Linked DNA regions of Homo sapiens: region 1 is linked to region 2. Evidence: chromatin loops called from intact Hi-C (ENCODE). Cell type or tissue: PC-9. All regions are shown on one strand.

Region 1 (8,000 bases), 50 kb after region 2:
TTTTTAGTAGAGATGGCGTTTCATCATGTTGGCCAGGCTAGTCTTGAACTCCTGACAAGTGATCCACCTGCCTCAGCCTCCCAAAGTGGTGGGATTACAGGTGTGAGCCATTGTGCCCAGCCTATTTTATTTATGATTTTAAAAAATTTTAGAGATGGGGTCTTGCTGGTCTCAAACTCATGATCTCAAGCATTCCTCCTGCCTTGGCCACCCAAAGCACTGAGATTACAAGTATGAGTCATCACACCTGACCAGGCTCATCAATTTAGACTTCCAGAAATCTCCTTTAAGAATATATTAAGATTATATATAAATATACATATTTAATGGTAATAATTTGGGGGTAGTGAATCCTCCCTAAATTAGAAAGTATAACAATGTTATTAAAAATACAGATTTTTAAAAACTTATCTCATAATTATCCTACTTGGAATTATTACAGTGAACTTTTTGGTGTATTTCCTTCCAGATTTTGTTTTCCTTGATGAATTTTATTTCCTACTTAATCAAGATACTATTCATATCCTGTGTGTGTTTTTTTTTTTAAATATAGCAAGCAGCATGAGCATTTCCTGATGTTATTGTCATTTTCAGTGGCAACCAAATATTACATTGTATAGAAGTCCCCACACTTAACTATTTTTCCACTGTTGTTTCCAAGTCTTCTGCTATGATTAATAAAAGATGCAATGAGTCTTCTGGAGAATAAATCTTTGTCCAATTTTCTGATTATTTCATTAGAATAGATTCCCAGAGGTGGGGTTACTGGGTCAAAGGGTATGCCCATTTCTACAAGCTACTGATATGTATCTCCAAAATGCTTTTCACAAAAGTACAAACCAATATGGATGCCCACCAGCAGCCAAGAAGTAGCAGTACCTCATGATATCCTAATAGTAAACATTCCCATTTTTAAAAACTTGTGTTAATTGTGTCTATAAAAGTGGTATTTTATTGTGGCTTTCCTTTACACTTCTAACAGGGATGGTGAACATCTTGTGAAATCATCCATTAGTAATTCCTATTGTGTGCATTGTCTACTCATGTCTTTTAACACGTACACGTGAGGGTGATCGCAGACTCTACAATGGCGAAAAGGCTTCTCTATTAAAACATGTCATCCTCACCAACCACCCATCCCACGTAATGAGGATTTACTTACCAGGCACTGGTCACAATGCTGTCCTGTCACCAGACGCTTGCAGTAGCAGTGACCTGTCTCGGAATCACAAGGATTCCCTCCAGGAATTGTTCCCAGAGGATTGCAAGCACAAGCTGTATTAAAACAAAATGAAGTGGAGAAACACAGACCACGTGAGTTTCAAATAATAATCTGGCTTTGGAATTACAAAGTAAAATGGGAATTTCAAACACAAGAAAACTCCCAAACTTTTTAGCAAACAGACCTACATTTACAACCAAATGGATCTTCACTGCTTAAATCATAGAAGCCTTCTTTGCAAACATCACAATGTTCTCCTTCCACATTTAATTTACACCGACACTGGCCAGCAATGAGACCAGTAGAAAAATCAGTATAGCTGTCACAAATTCCCTCATTTTGAGAGCCAGCTGGGTCACACGTACATCCTGAGAAGAATGCAAAGCACCAGGTTAAAATCAGGAGGAAACTCAATGTATCTTTGTATAAATACATATATTCCCTTCCTCCCTCTAAATCTCACAAAAGTCGACTAAAAGCAGCACAACTACCAAGTAAATTCCACTCCCAGCGTCTTCAACTGCAATTACAATAACAATGCTGGCTTTACTGCTCATACTATGAGCTCTGAGACTACTGACTATTCAGTTTGGAAGGCAATCTGAAGTAGGTCCCACACAGTGAGTGACATTTCTCAACATACGTTCACAGAAATTAGGATCTCGGATGTCCCTCTCTGGGTGCTGGTAGTAAAACGGCTTGCACTGCTCACAGTTGCGCCCCATGGTGTTGTGCTGACAGTCATCACACACGCCTCCGCTGACGTTCCCCGTGGCCAGGTAAACAGCCATGTCAAAGTGACAAGAGATGGAATGTTCATTGCAGTTACATTCTGCGTGACAAGAGCAACGTCAAGAAAAGCTTTTTAAATCTATGGACCAATGGAGGATGGGGGTGGCAGGAAGATCCTTTAGGAAACCAGGGACTAAGTTCAGACAAAATGGCAGTCAACAAGCAGGACTCCTGGGGAAAAAGGACGCATCCACCGATGACACTGTTTAAACCCTAAAGTAGATGAGAAATCTCAAAAATGTGAACTTTATAAAATAAACAGTTATCTGACCTCTGTGGAAGAGAATGGGCTATGAAAAATGGAAAACTCTAAGGGAAAGTCCCTTTGGAAGTGTATGACAGAGGATGGCTGCCATCCCACTGAGGGCGCTTTCTGGTCCACTCGAGGTGGGACTGGATGGAAGAACACTGTAGCGAGGGACCTTCCAGATGATGTGCTGCTAGGAAAGCCTGTCCACGGGCTCCCTGCTTCAAGGACCGTGAGGCCTGAAGGATGGATTCCCTTCTCCGTATTCCCATATTCCCACCACCACACCAGGCCAGGCCATAGTAAGGAAGGTAGGTCTGTTTAACAGCCAGCTAGCTGACCCCCTTGGGTGCAGCGCTTCCTTCTGCGAGCCCATTCGGCGGTCATCTTGGTGCCACCCAGCTTTAATCATCTCGCTCTCGGGCTTAACAATCCCATTCTTGTCTTTGCACAGGGAAGCTTGACTCAGCCTGGCCCTCCTGAGCCTCTGCACTCCAGCCTCCCACCTTGCCTGTCTCCCCCTGCAACACAACAGCCTGCAGAAGAGGGACTGTGTCTTATCTACTCACATCCTTGGTGCCCAACAGAGTACTGCTCTCAATACACTGGTTGAAGTGAACCTTGGAGTAATCCTTCCCAGCATGGACTCTGTGATGGTTTCAAGAACATCCTTGCGGCCTTGTGCTTCACATTGTTGTTCTTACCTGAACTCCCTCCCATCTTCCTTCCTCTCTTTTCCTTTTCTTTCCTCTCTCTCCTTCCTTCCTTTCCTCTCCTTCCTTCCTTCCTTTCCTCTTGCTCCTTCCTTCCTTTCCTCTTGCTCCTTCCTTCCTTTCCTCTCTCTCCTTCCTTCCTTTCCTCTCCCTCCTTCCTTCCTTTCCTCTCCCTCCTTCCTTCCTTTCCTCTTCCTCCTTCCTTCCTTTCCTCTCTCTCCTTCCTTCCTTTCCTCTCCCTCCTTCCTTCCTTTCCTCTCCCTCCTTCCTTCCTTTCCTCTCTCTCCTTCCTTCCTTTCCTCCCCTTCCCTTCCTCCCTCCCTCCCTTCCTTCTCCATGTTAAGTATCCATCAAGGGCCATCTGGTTTTTACCTACAAAGCAAGCCTTGACCACTCCAGCTCTCACTGGCTGCTGAACTTCTATAATAGTCCTTCTCAGTGGGGGCAGAGGCGGAGCTGCTCTTCAAGGGGAGGACATGCATCAGAATCACTGTTTGTGGAGTGGGGAGGGGCAGTGGTGTTGCCGGCTACATCTCCACCCGGAGAAAACCCCTGAGATGGATGGAGGGAGGTATGCCAGAGGCCGCAGCTGGACTGGCACAGAAACAAGGCCAAAAATGCTACTCCATATCTCTTAGACCTTCATCAGCTACCCTGCCATATAGTTCTTTCATTTTTCTCTCACGGTCATCTTGCCTTAAAAACAGCCCTGGCGCGGTGGCTCACATCTGTAAACTCCCAGCACTTTGGGAGGCCAAGGTGGGTAGATCACTTGAGGTCAGGAGTTCAAGACCAGCCTGACTAACACGATGAAACCTCTCCTCTACTAAAATTACAAAAAAAATTAGCAGGGCATGGTGGCGCGTGCCTGTAATCTCAGCTACTCCAGGAGAATCGCTTGAACCTGGGAGGCAGAGGTTGCAGTGAGCCGCCTGTGCCACTGCACTACAGCCTAGGCGACAAAAAAAAACCAAAAAACAAAACAGATACAATGTCAAGGACAGCACCTTAGTTTTCTACTGTAGCTGCCAAACTACTCAGCTCAGTGTCAAACACACAGAGGCTGTTCAGTGAATATTAATTAACTGAATGCAGATTGTTGGTTGTCTAGGAGTATCAGGGTGAAGCTGGAAAAAAGACAGTAACTTTTCTACCCTCTGCAAAACAGTACACTGTTACAGTACCTCTAATTAGGAAATGGATACTAGAGCCTGAATGGATTTAAAATGTCCCTTCAACACAGACTTACTTTTACAGGCGTTGCTGTTTCGGCCTTCAGCAGGTCTCCAAGGTAAATCATGGTAGAAATCCATGCAGAGTTCACAGTTTAAGCCCTTGGTGTTATGCCTGCACATGCAGTGTCCGTGAACCTTGAAAGTTATAAAAACAGGAGAGAACAAAGGAAGAGATGTATGAATAGCCACGTTTCTCCATAATCAATTGAAAGTTTAAAACCCTTTTTCATACTAATCTCTAGCTCACCACAGAAAAGGGTTGTTTGGTTGTTTTTATTTTCTCCCTGCCTGCAGTGAGTTGTCTGTCTTGTTGATGGCTACATGCCTCATCTCTAGAATGTTCCTATTACATAGTGGATGCACAAGAAATATTTTACTGAGTATCTATGAAAAGAACCCAGATGAAGAAAATTACTTAAAATTAAAAAAAAAAAAAAAAACTAGTTACTTAAGATTTTTTTAAGAAAACCTATTGTAATAGAAATCTACAAAAGTTATAATGTAGAACTAAATGCATACATACCACCTGGAAACCAATTTATATTACTGCACGATTTACCACTTAGCCAAATCACCATTTTTTTAAAAAGGTTTTTGTTAGCTAGCTTATTTTAGTTTTTTTTACTTCAGGCATAGCACTTAAATTTTTCTTTCAATGACAGTAAAATTTTAAAAATTAATCATTTATCACATTTACATTTATGTTTTCCTTTTATGTAAGGAAATATAAGATCTCGTAAAAGAAATATATTAATTTGCCTGATGAAAGGCCCATGATATATGATTTTGCCTTGTGTCACTGTAAGGCACACTTACGACCCTTGAGGCATATAAATGATAAATGAATTACGGCCTTTTGGTCCACTAAATATGCATGTATATGGGCATCTCACCTTAACAAGAGTTTCTACAGAATGGAATTCAGGAACAGGACAGACAGGTCCCTCCTGGACCCACCTTGGTGGGAATGCAGTTAGCAGAAGACTAAAGTCCTGTTATTACCAGGTGGTTTTACATAAACTGAAAACCAGTTCCAAAGCACATACCATAAGACCCTACTGGGCCTGAATCAACAGCACATGCTGTGAGACCCGTGATAGTAACAGGACATTAGCTACACAGCTGATTTGTTATGCCGTAAAGGGAACATAATCTACCTAGCATTCTGAAAGATGGACCAATAAGATTAGAGAAATACCTCCCTCCCCTTCAGGCTCCGTCAAAAATTCAACTTCTGTTGTGCAACAAAAGTTCTAACTGGAGTAAAGGGAAGGCAGAAGTTTTTAAAGGGCTGAATACACTCAATCCTGTACCTTCTAAGGACTAACAATCTTTGAAAAGGCAACAGCACATAAGCACAGCCTTCATGAGGGGAGGCCACAGCTTAGGGGAAGGAACCCTGGGGCTGAGTGAGGAGAGGCTTGAGCTTCCACCTGCTGCTCATTTACTTAGGGCTCTCTAGTAAATTACTTAATCCTTGGGCTCTATCACCAATAGTTGGTCTAGGTGATCTCATAAGTCCTATCTGGCCTTAAAATCCTCTAGGTCTGTAAGAATTCTCCTAGATACTAATAGAATAAACTCATCTATCCATTTGGCAAATCACCCAAATCCCAAATTTCAAAATGTACATAAGTTGCAAATGTGGCATAAAAGTGGGGAAAAGAATGGAATTAGGAGGAAAAGATAGAAAGAAACCAACTCCATTTGATCCCTAAAATGATATCCCATGGGTGTGGGTTAAAATTTTCCAGCCGTGGGCAGGGCGCATTGGCTCACGCCTGTAATTCCAGCACTTTGGGAGGCAGAGGTGTGCGGATCACTTGAGGTCAGGAGTTTGAGATCAGCCTGACCAATATGGAGAAGCCCTGTCTCTACTAAAAATACAAAATTAGCCAGATACGGTGGCACATGCCTGTAATCCCAGCTACTTGGGAGGCTGAGGTGTGTGGATCACTTGAGGTCAGGAGTTTGAGATCAGCCTAGCCAACATGATGAAACCCCACCTCTACTAAAAACACAAAAATTAGCCAGACATGGTGGTGTGGGCCTATAATCCCAGGTATTTGGGAGGCTGAGGCACAAGAATTGCTTGAACCCAGGATGCGGATGGTGCAGTGAGCTGAAATTGCACCACTGCACTCCAGTCTGGGCAACACAGCAAGACTCTGTCTCAAGAAAAAAAAAAAAAAATCCATTTCTTTGGGTTGAGATCAATTTATGCCTTCTAGCATAACTGCGGTTTTTAATCTTCCCTATGTAAAGGCAGACTCAATTGTTATTTAGACAACTTTTTAATCCTTGTTGACTAAAATATCTACTTTAGCAATAGCCTGAAGCAACAAATTCCAAAAATTCATCGTCTATGAAATGAGTAGTCTGTACATTCTCCGTGTCCAAGAAACTCTTCAAAGAGAAAATCAACAATCAGCTACCTGTATGGTGCAAAGGGCTAAATGTAACTCTGTAAAACTAAAACCCCCAGAAAATGTAAAAGGCTTAAGGTAAGACTAGCTTCACTTTGCATTTTATTACCAGCCACATAAAGGAGAAAGGTGCACAGAGGGCTTACTTACCATTCCTTCCACTTCTTCATTGAATCCATCCACAGGGGCACATTCGCTGGCATGACCATAGCAGAAGCAATTTCCTCGAACCACCATATCATAAACTGCATAATAATACTTTTCTCTGATTTCCATCCTGGAATCCAGAAGGTTATCTCCCAAAGTATGCAGTTTCACAAACTTGATTCTCAAGTTGGTAATTTTTAATAAATCTAGGAAGGTCATCAAGAAGATGAAAAGTCTGATCAGACAAGCAAGAAGTTTTTTTTTTTTTCCTTGCATCATTTCTTTTTAGAGAAAGGCATGACACATGAAAATAGCTTAAGTTCCTCCTCTTGTATGATCTAGATGACTCCAATAGTGAAGCCTAACATAACATGACTGCAAAGAGGAAAGGTTACTGCCCTCTCATCAGTTTCATAAGAATGTCGGCCGGGCGTGGTAGCTCACACCTGTAATTCCAGCACTTTGGGAGGCCAAGGCAGGTGGATCACTTGAGGTCAGGAGTTCGAGACCTGCCTGGCCAACATGGCAAAACCCCATCTCTAAAAAAATACAAAAATTAGACCGGGCGCGGTGGCTCACACCTGTATTCCCAGCATTTTGGGAGGCCGAGGTGGGCGGATCACCTGAGGTCAGGAGTTCAAAACCAGCCTTGACCAACATGGTGAAACCCCATCTCTACTAAAAATACAAAAAGTAGCTGGGCATCATGGCATCCGCCTGTAATCCCAGCTACTAGGGAGACTGAGGCAGGAGAATCGCTTGAACCTGGGAGGTGGAGGTTGCAGTGAGCCGAGATTGTGCCATTGCACTCCAGCCTGAACGACAAGAGCAAAACTGTTTAAAAAAAAAAAAAAAAAATTAGCCAGGTGTGGTGGCAGGCATCTGTAATCCCAGTTACTCTGGAGGTTGAGGCAGGAGAGTTGCCTGAACGACAACAAAAAAGAGTAGCTATTCTGTGATGGGTCTGTTTGCAGAACAGCTATTTAGGAAGAAGTGTGAAAGTGGAGAAATTATAAGAACGCAGCTGCATGACTGCTGGAACCTGCGGGCAGACAGTAATTTGAAGTAGCACAATGCCATCTGCTTCCCACAGCAATTAATGTCAGTTTCAACATGAGAAAATTCCATTCAGGTAGGAAAAGATTTATCAAAGCACTCCAGTTCTCATTGTTATTATAAGATAGTTAGAAACATTTTTGTCTCTATTTTTGGAAGGGA
Region 2 (8,000 bases):
CTTGTTTATAGACAACATAAATTAGGGTCTTCATGGACGCAGTAAACTTGTTTATAAATCCACGTTTACAGTGAAAAAAGGGATTCATCAACAATCAGTGAAAGTAACAAGTACACCAAAATATATACAAAAGCACTGTACTTTATTTAACTCCATACAAAATGTGATTAAAAACATTAAATAGGTGATGTTTTATTTTGAAGAGCATTAAGTCAGTTTTTAAAATGTAGTTGTTTTACCTTGTTCACCTCAGCCATTTTTTATTCTCCTCTGTTACAAGCATGTGCTATACACAGCAACTTTCTGGCTTATATCCTTTAGGAGTGAACGGACTTCTCCTTCCAGTCTTGCTAATTCTTGAGCTTTATCTTCTAAGTATCTTTGATTGTCTTCATATTTTCTTTCTAAATCTGTGGGGAGATATATATATATAAAGTCTGAGCAATTTATACTATGATGATCTCAAGACAAAGTGAATATATTTTTCACTTTTAAATAAACTATGGATGCCTTAAAGTAATTTAAAAAATAAGCCTGTGTGAAAAGACCCACCTTTGAGCAGTTGCAGCTTGCTATTTGCTTGAGCTAAAAGAGTTTTTGCTTCATTTTGTAGCATTTCGGCTTTCCTTCTGGCATCAGCTGACTCTTCAGTTTTTTTGGCAATTAAATTTTCTACTTTTTTATACTTTTCATCAAGTTCACCATCTAAAGTCTATAGTTCCACATTTAGACAGAAAGAAGTGGTAATGTTAGTGTCAGTAATTACATTTAAGAGCAATAGTGTAATCATGGCATGCATTCTGGATTAAGGGCCACCAAGGATATTCACTGGTAAGTAATTTAAAATTTTATCTTCAAACAGTGGAATTGAATGCAAAATTGACATGATTTTAAAGAACATTTCAAAAAATTCTGGAGTTGCAGCAAATCCTTAGGGCTAAGTCCTCATTCTCCTGATTATTACTTTTCTATAGAAAAGTTGTAGCATAATTGTATTGCAAATTACATAGAGAAGCGCAGATTTTTCAAAAGTAGATTAGACATTAGAGAAGCCCATATTGAAGAAGTGGAGGCTCTTTGGATCTTGACTAAATTAGGATTTGTGAAGACTTGCTTATAAGGAAATCAGAGGAAAAAGATTAAACAAAAGATACAGGAAGGAAAGGTGAGATTGTAGCATATGCAAGAAGTGAGTGAGGAGAAGAGAAATGGGGTGTGGGGTTGGAATGCAAATGATTCTTTTTAGAAACTGTTCAAATAGCCATTTATGGAAATTTCATTTCAAGAGATTTTGTTCCTTTCTCTTGTGATAAAATGTCATTATGCAAAATGCCCTGAAGCAGAGTACTTGAGAAATTTGTGTCCTCAGTACTGCAGGAAACCACACAAACCAAAACAGAAAAGACAGCTGTCTGATATTGTGGCAGTGAACTTTTCTCATTGTTTTGTTCTCTTTCCCAACCTAGAGAGAGGTAGGGAAAGTTACTCTTACGTAATGCCCGAAAAGCTACAGTAACTTCCAGAAAATTTTTGAATAGTAGGGAGTTAAATACTGAAATTAGGTCAGTAAATGCAGGTGCCCCCAGGCCTACGGACCAGTTAGGAACTGGGTGGGCAGGCAAGTATTATTGCCTGAGCTCCACCTTCTGTCAGATCAGTGGTGACATTAGATTCTCATAGGAGCACGAATCCTATTGGGAACTGTGCATGCAAGGGATCTAGGTTGTGCACTCCTTATGGAATCTAATGCCTGATCTGAGCTGGAACAGTTTCATCCTGAAACCATCCCCACCCCCGAGTCTGGAAAAATTGTCTTCCAGGAAACTGGTCCTTGGTGCCAAAAAAGTTGGGGACCAGTGATTCAATGGTTTTAAGCCCCACCCCGGCGCCACCAAGTTTTTAATGTTCTCTTTAGAAATAAGCATTATTGAGAAACTGAACATGTGTTTCAGTTATTACATGGCTTCTGATTAAACATTTGGGTTGTGTGAGTTTTTCTCTGCAAAATATAGTGCCTTCGAATGAGAGGTGAGGGGTAGTTAATTCAAAATGAGTCTCAAAGAGATAAGATTTGGTTTCCTACTACCTGTTCTCTGTTCCAACCTGCTTGTAAAATATTCTCAAATGGCCTGATAATTACTATATGCCATGAAGAATTTAACTGACTACCGCACAGAAATAAAAGTTCAATATGACTGGTTTTTGTCAATATAGTTGGTTTAAAAAAAAAAAAAAAGCCTGTTTTGAGACTTCTACCCCTAAGTTAATTCCGTTCTTCTAAACTCTTGTCCAAATTTGGATTTGAGGACATAGGTCATACTTATTAGATATTTCCATATTCTTTCCCATCCACACTTCTAAAGACGGCTGTTGCAAAACAGGTCATTTGATATTTCTGATGAATTCTGTTTCTGTTAGGTCCATGTCCCTTACTCTAAGGCAGGCAAGGAGGAGACTGGTGGCTCCTTTAACAACATAGCTCTGAAATTACAAAGATTTACGTACCTTCTTAACATCTTCTGCACTTTGCTTCACAGTATATACTACTTTTTCAATATATTCTGCCTCCCCGGAGTTTTGGGCAGCTTTCCGCTTAAGTTCTTCCACATTCCTCTCTAACTCGCTGATGCGCTGGGACGCGTTGAACAAGGTTTCCTCAGAAGCTGCTGTTTCAGACTCAATCTAAAAGCATGTCAATTTTCCAGCAAGACATTAGTTTAAGAAATGGAATTACTATGAGTACAAGTTTGGAGGAAGATTTAAAAGTCTGCTGTGCCATTTTGCTCTAGACCAAAAGAAGTAATTACTAAAAAGAATATTTCAGGAAAAGTTACATGAAGTATCTAACTTTAGTCTTTGCTACATTTCATATATTCACTTCATTCTTTCAGTACTTCTGATGATCTAAGCTGAGATTGATGTAAAATTTTTTCTGACAGTAAAAAAAAACAAAAAACCCCACCTCCCCAAGGAGCATGATGTGTTGAGAAAGCATTTTAAGGACACCTGCAAACTTTGGCTAAAGAACATTCACAAATAAGCAGCTGTGCGAAGAGGGATTTCCACATAAATTTCCAACTTAATGTGAGTGGGAAAATAAATGTTAAACTCTAGTAGTGGAGATTTCAGCTAATTACTGAAGACATGGAGACTAGGGATGTTCTTTGAATTTCTATAGAATTGTGAGATGATGTATGGTCTGGGAACGTTACAGCTGTAAACTCTAAATACACAAAGTTATTTAGGGAAAAAAAAATATCTGGGCAACTGGTGAGGATCCACATCTGATCTCCTTTCAAAGTAGAATCAATAAACATTGACTTTTAAAAGCTAGCCAAAGTAAGCAGTTGAGCCCATGACAAAAGAATCAATTTCACTGAGCACTCAATTTTTCTTTAAAATGATCTTCAAGGATGGGTCTAATTACATAGAATTAACTGAATAACAGTACTGCTATAATGAAGTTAATAAGGGTCAGTATAAGACATAGGCTAAAATTTGTAAATATTTCAAACCTAAGGACCCTTTAATTAGAATAAAATTCTTAGAAATTATAATTCTTAGAAGATAAAGTTTGAGTGAATTGTTTCTGATAAGCTTTCATGAACACAGTTTAGTTAGAGGTTCTCTTTGTTTCTTATTGTTACTAACCTAAAACACTTCCTGCCCCCTAGGGCCCCTGAAAAACAGAACCCCAATTATTAACTTGCATCATCAAGCCACATCTCACCTATAATTCAGTATTTTCTAATTTGCTTTTCAGAACAATTTTTTTCAAGAAACAGGGTCTTGCTATATTTCCCAGGCTGGAGTGCAGTGACTGTTTGTTTACAGGCATGATCATAGTGCACTATAGTCTCAAACTCTTGGCCTTAAGTGATCCTCTCACCTCCACCTCCCAAGTGGCTGGGACTACAGGCACACACTGCTGCACCTGGCTTTCAAAACAATAATTTCTACAGTCACTGACATAATATTCACTAAAATATTAACAGCAAACTGAGAAAATGGAAAAACCTAGAGATCGAAACATCAAAATATTTATAGTCTGGTGGGAAAACATAATTTTTCTAAACTTGAACAAATAGCCTGAAGAAAAAGTCTTATTGATACTCGAAATTTAAGGAGGAAAATGGACAGAATTATTGGCCTTCATTTAACTGACAGCAATAGAATAGGGGAACACAGGTTTTTACCAACTAATGGTAAGAAAAGCATGTTGAAAATTCATCTTCCCAGGTTTTAAACACATGGAGGATTGGCCTGAGAAGGCTGACAATGCTGGGTATGGGAGCATTTAATTTCAAAGTATATTCTGAGAACCTGTATAGGGATTAGATAACTCATCAATTTTCTTCATTTTTTAAAAACTCGTAAAATTGGAACGAAAACATTAACTTTCTGAGAAACAAAAGAATTTAATGGAATTATGTTTGCATTACTTCTTTTAAGAGATAAAGAGGATTTTTAGAGCAAGGTGCTAGATCCCTATGAAAAATTCGTAATGAGTACTTTTAATATCTGGTAGTCACAGTATATTTCTTATAAAAAACATTAAGTTTTCCATGCATTCTAAACAGAACAGATTGTTTAGCTATAAGTGCTCTATTAGGTTTCTCTAGAATTGGGTATTGAAAGCAGACTGACTGTTCTCCCATAGTTTCCAAAACTACTATATAGTAAAATGTTTGATGACCAAAATCTTGAGACATTGGCCTTCTTAACCAGATAAGCTGCTTTATAACATCAGGACAGTTTTCTAAAATTATTATACTTCATACTACTGAACAGAGTATATGCTGTTTCCTCAATGAATAGGAGTGCTTTTTTTTTTTTTGAGATGGAGTCTCTGTTGCCCAGACTGGAGTACAGTGGTGTGATCTCAGCTCATTGCAACCTCGACCTCCCCGGTTCAAGCAATTCTCCTGCCTTAGCCTCCCAGGTAGCTGGGACTACAGGCACACACCACTATGCCCAGCTAACTTTTGTATCTTTAGTAGAGAAGGGGTTTTGCCATGTTGGCCACGCTGGTCTTGAACTACTGACCTCAAATGACCCACCCACCTCGGCCTCCCAAAATGCTGGAATTACAGGCGTGAGCCACCATGCCCGCCCAAGAATAGAAGTTTTTATCTTTCTCAGACTTTGTGGGGGAGAAAATGAGATGGGACGTAATGGTCCAGTGTCTGAATCAGAGTCCTTTTATTCCTTGAAAACCTATCTCCACTTATTTTTAGCATCCATGCTAACGGAGTAGTTTAGATTTATTAAAGGAATCCTTTAATGTTGAGTTGTAAGAATTTCTGTTCATAGATAACAAATGTACTTTTCTGGTAAGTGTATATGTAGGTGTGTTCCCATTCATGTAATGATTGTGTATGCCTACCGAAGTTAACAGGTTCTGGGTTCCTTGAATGTCTTCATCTGCTTGTTTAATTGCCTTCTCTGCTGCGACCTGGGCCTTTTCTGCTTCTTCCAGAGCTTCCTTTACCATATCTGCAGTGACTTTAACATCTGTTGCACTTTTGCTGAGTAAAAAATAATGAGACAGTATATTGTTGCTGAACATGAAAAAAGTACTCTCAGTGTTCTTTTCTTTAAAGAATAGCCTTCCTGAAATGACCCAGAGAGACTCGCATAGGTCCTTCTTAGAAGTTTCATTGGTTAAAGAGATACTTTTTACTCCATGATAGATACACAAAATAAGCCCCTTAGATGCCATGTCTTTAGATACCTTGCTCTTTTAGCTTCTTCTAACAACATCTCAGCTCTGGCAATGTCAGCAGCACTATGCTGAAGAATAACCTCTACTTGAGAAAGGCTTTCAACTCGTTCACGTATATCTTCTGTCAAGTTCTGTAACTGCTGTGGGGTGCTAGGCATCTCCATTTTCAATACTTCATTAGCAACTGCTTCAATGCTGTCCAAATCAGCACTATCCTCTGTGAAAAGCAAAGATGTCCCCAAAAAGAGGTGAAAAGAATAGATGGTTCATTCATTCAACCACTTACTGGTCATCTACTATGGACTAGCATGGTGGGGTTACACACCAAGAGACACTAACTTCCTGTTTAAGAGTTTATAATCTATCTGGGATTTTGAGGGGAGATGAGACCTACACACACAAAAAAGTAACTGCAGACAATTGAGTACTACTAGAATTTGTTTTAGGCTGGGTAGTGAGGGAAACCTTCGTGGAAGATGAGGAGCTGATCAGATTTTAAGGGATAATAGAATTTGAAAGAAGAAAGGACAATTCCAGATGGGGAGACAGGAACGGCAGAGTATGTTACGGGAAAGTATAGCAGAGTGAATCTGAACATTGTGGAAAACCATAGAGGGCCAGAGCTTAAAGCTGAGACTTAAAGGCAATGAAATCTTTTAATTGAGGTTGGACGAATAGCTCAGAAACTTGTGAATGCAGATATGGAGATTTGATATTTCCTACAAATGATCTAGATTCAGGAAATTATAGAAAGGGAGAAAATTATAGAAGCAGGAGAACCGGAATAATGGGTTGTCAACAAAGCCAAGGAGTTTCAAATGTAAAATGTGGAAGATGGTGAAAAAAAAAGTTTATGAAGTTAAGCTTCAAATACGTCAGATCCTCATTTACTTTCAAGCTTTGCTTATGTTTTAAACTATTGAACATAAAAATGGACCCCAGAGGATTTATTCAAATAAAATATGTACTTGAATGATGGCTTCCATAAAATATTACCTAAGATATCCTTAGCAAATACTGTTGACTCCTTATTAGCCATGCCTTTTTTCTTGCTAACAGAATACTGATTTTTTTTCAGGTACCTGCCTCTAAGTCAGGTAAAATTATCAACCCAGCATTAAATATTAGTTTGTGAATTACTGTAATCGCATTTCCATTTTCCAGTGACATTTATGCATTGGCATGTGACTTATTGCTGGCCAGTGAGGTTTATAAGGATGACTGCTTAAAGGCTTCTAGGGAAGACTTCCTCCTTTTTAAAAAGATGCAAGGAATAGGTGGTCTCTTCTTCCATTATTAATCTTTATATGATGTCTGGAACTTTGGCAGCTACCTTGTAACCATGAGGAGCTAGAGGACAAAGCTGATATGCTTAAGATGGTAGAGTAGAAAGATGAAAAGTATGTGGGTCGCAGACCCAGGAAGCTATCCTGCTACTGGATATCTTATTAAGATGTGAGATAATAAACATCCTTTTTGATTAAGTCCCTTTCACTTGAGAGTTTTCTGTAATTTGCAGCCAAAACCATCTTTACTGGTAACACTTGAACTGTGACTAGCAACACTCTTAACTAACTATAGGTATAATATCCTGTAAATAATAGAATTACAAAGCTTTGGGGGCAATGCCAAAATAACAAACTCCACTTCTTTAAGGTTAGAAATTACTATACGTAATTTCTAACAAATTCCACGTTCAATTTTCAATGTAAATATTTGACTTTTGATTGGCTACCTGAGTATCCCATCAGGTGTGTCTGTATCTGCGTAACATTGGAGAAAGTTATTTGATACACATATATAAGTTTAAGAAGTGGAAACATTTAATATACGGACGTTTTTCTTATTTGGAAATGTCACTTAGTACCCTGACAGAAATGGATTTTATCTAAAATGTAAACAGAGAATCACACAGAAACAAATGTCTAAAAGTAAAATGAAAAAATTTCTTACGGGTCAAAAAGTTTCTGATTTGCTTGATTAGATTTCTCAGCTCCTCATTGCTCTTGTCCATTTTTTCTTTGGTAGCATTTGTCTTCAACAGAATGTCTTCAGCACTTTGTTTTGCCTCATCTGCCCTCAGTTTTGCTTCAGAGACCTAAATATGAAGAATAAATTACCCAGGGAAGACTTTCATTCTTTCTAAAGGAGACCAGAATATTGGAAATGGCTCAAAAATGATGTTGAAAAACTATGTACTTGGAATCATATGTCTGGGAAACAACTTTCTCCCATTCAACAAAGTATTGTATCTTACAGACTGCAAGTATTCAGT

The links. Hi-C counts contacts between places; a loop is a spot of excess contacts. Peaks named below come from ENCODE experiments on the same cell type or tissue, not always from the same donor. Only the 100,000 strongest peaks of a DNase experiment are listed, where the experiment ranks them.
Region 1: a loop joins it to region 2, with 2.3 times the contacts of the local background. A loop is called at or near these places in 4 of 110 quality-filtered maps.

The regions. Positions count from the first base shown.
Region 1 is chr7:107,973,824-107,981,823 of GRCh38, forward strand. LAMB1 (laminin subunit beta 1) reads right to left here. Exons shown (of 34, transcript NM_002291.3): 8 at 6,786-6,988; 9 at 4,224-4,344; 10 at 1,866-2,054; 11 at 1,411-1,590; 12 at 1,163-1,275. Among named protein-coding and RNA genes, the nearest start is that of LAMB1, 25 kb to the right of the region's middle. RefSeq lists an enhancer at 2,555-3,055. In PC-9, no CTCF peak of the experiment used is centred here; no DNase peak of the experiment used is centred here.
Region 2 is chr7:107,923,678-107,931,677 of GRCh38, forward strand. It overlaps LAMB1 (laminin subunit beta 1), which reads right to left. Exons shown (of 34, transcript NM_002291.3): 29 at 7,679-7,823; 30 at 5,735-5,942; 31 at 5,387-5,528; 32 at 2,506-2,682; 33 at 553-712; 34 at 122-410. The coding sequence ends at 274. Among named protein-coding and RNA genes, the nearest start is that of DLD, 36 kb to the left of the region's middle. In PC-9, no CTCF peak of the experiment used is centred here; no DNase peak of the experiment used is centred here; H3K27ac peaks cover 1,073 bases.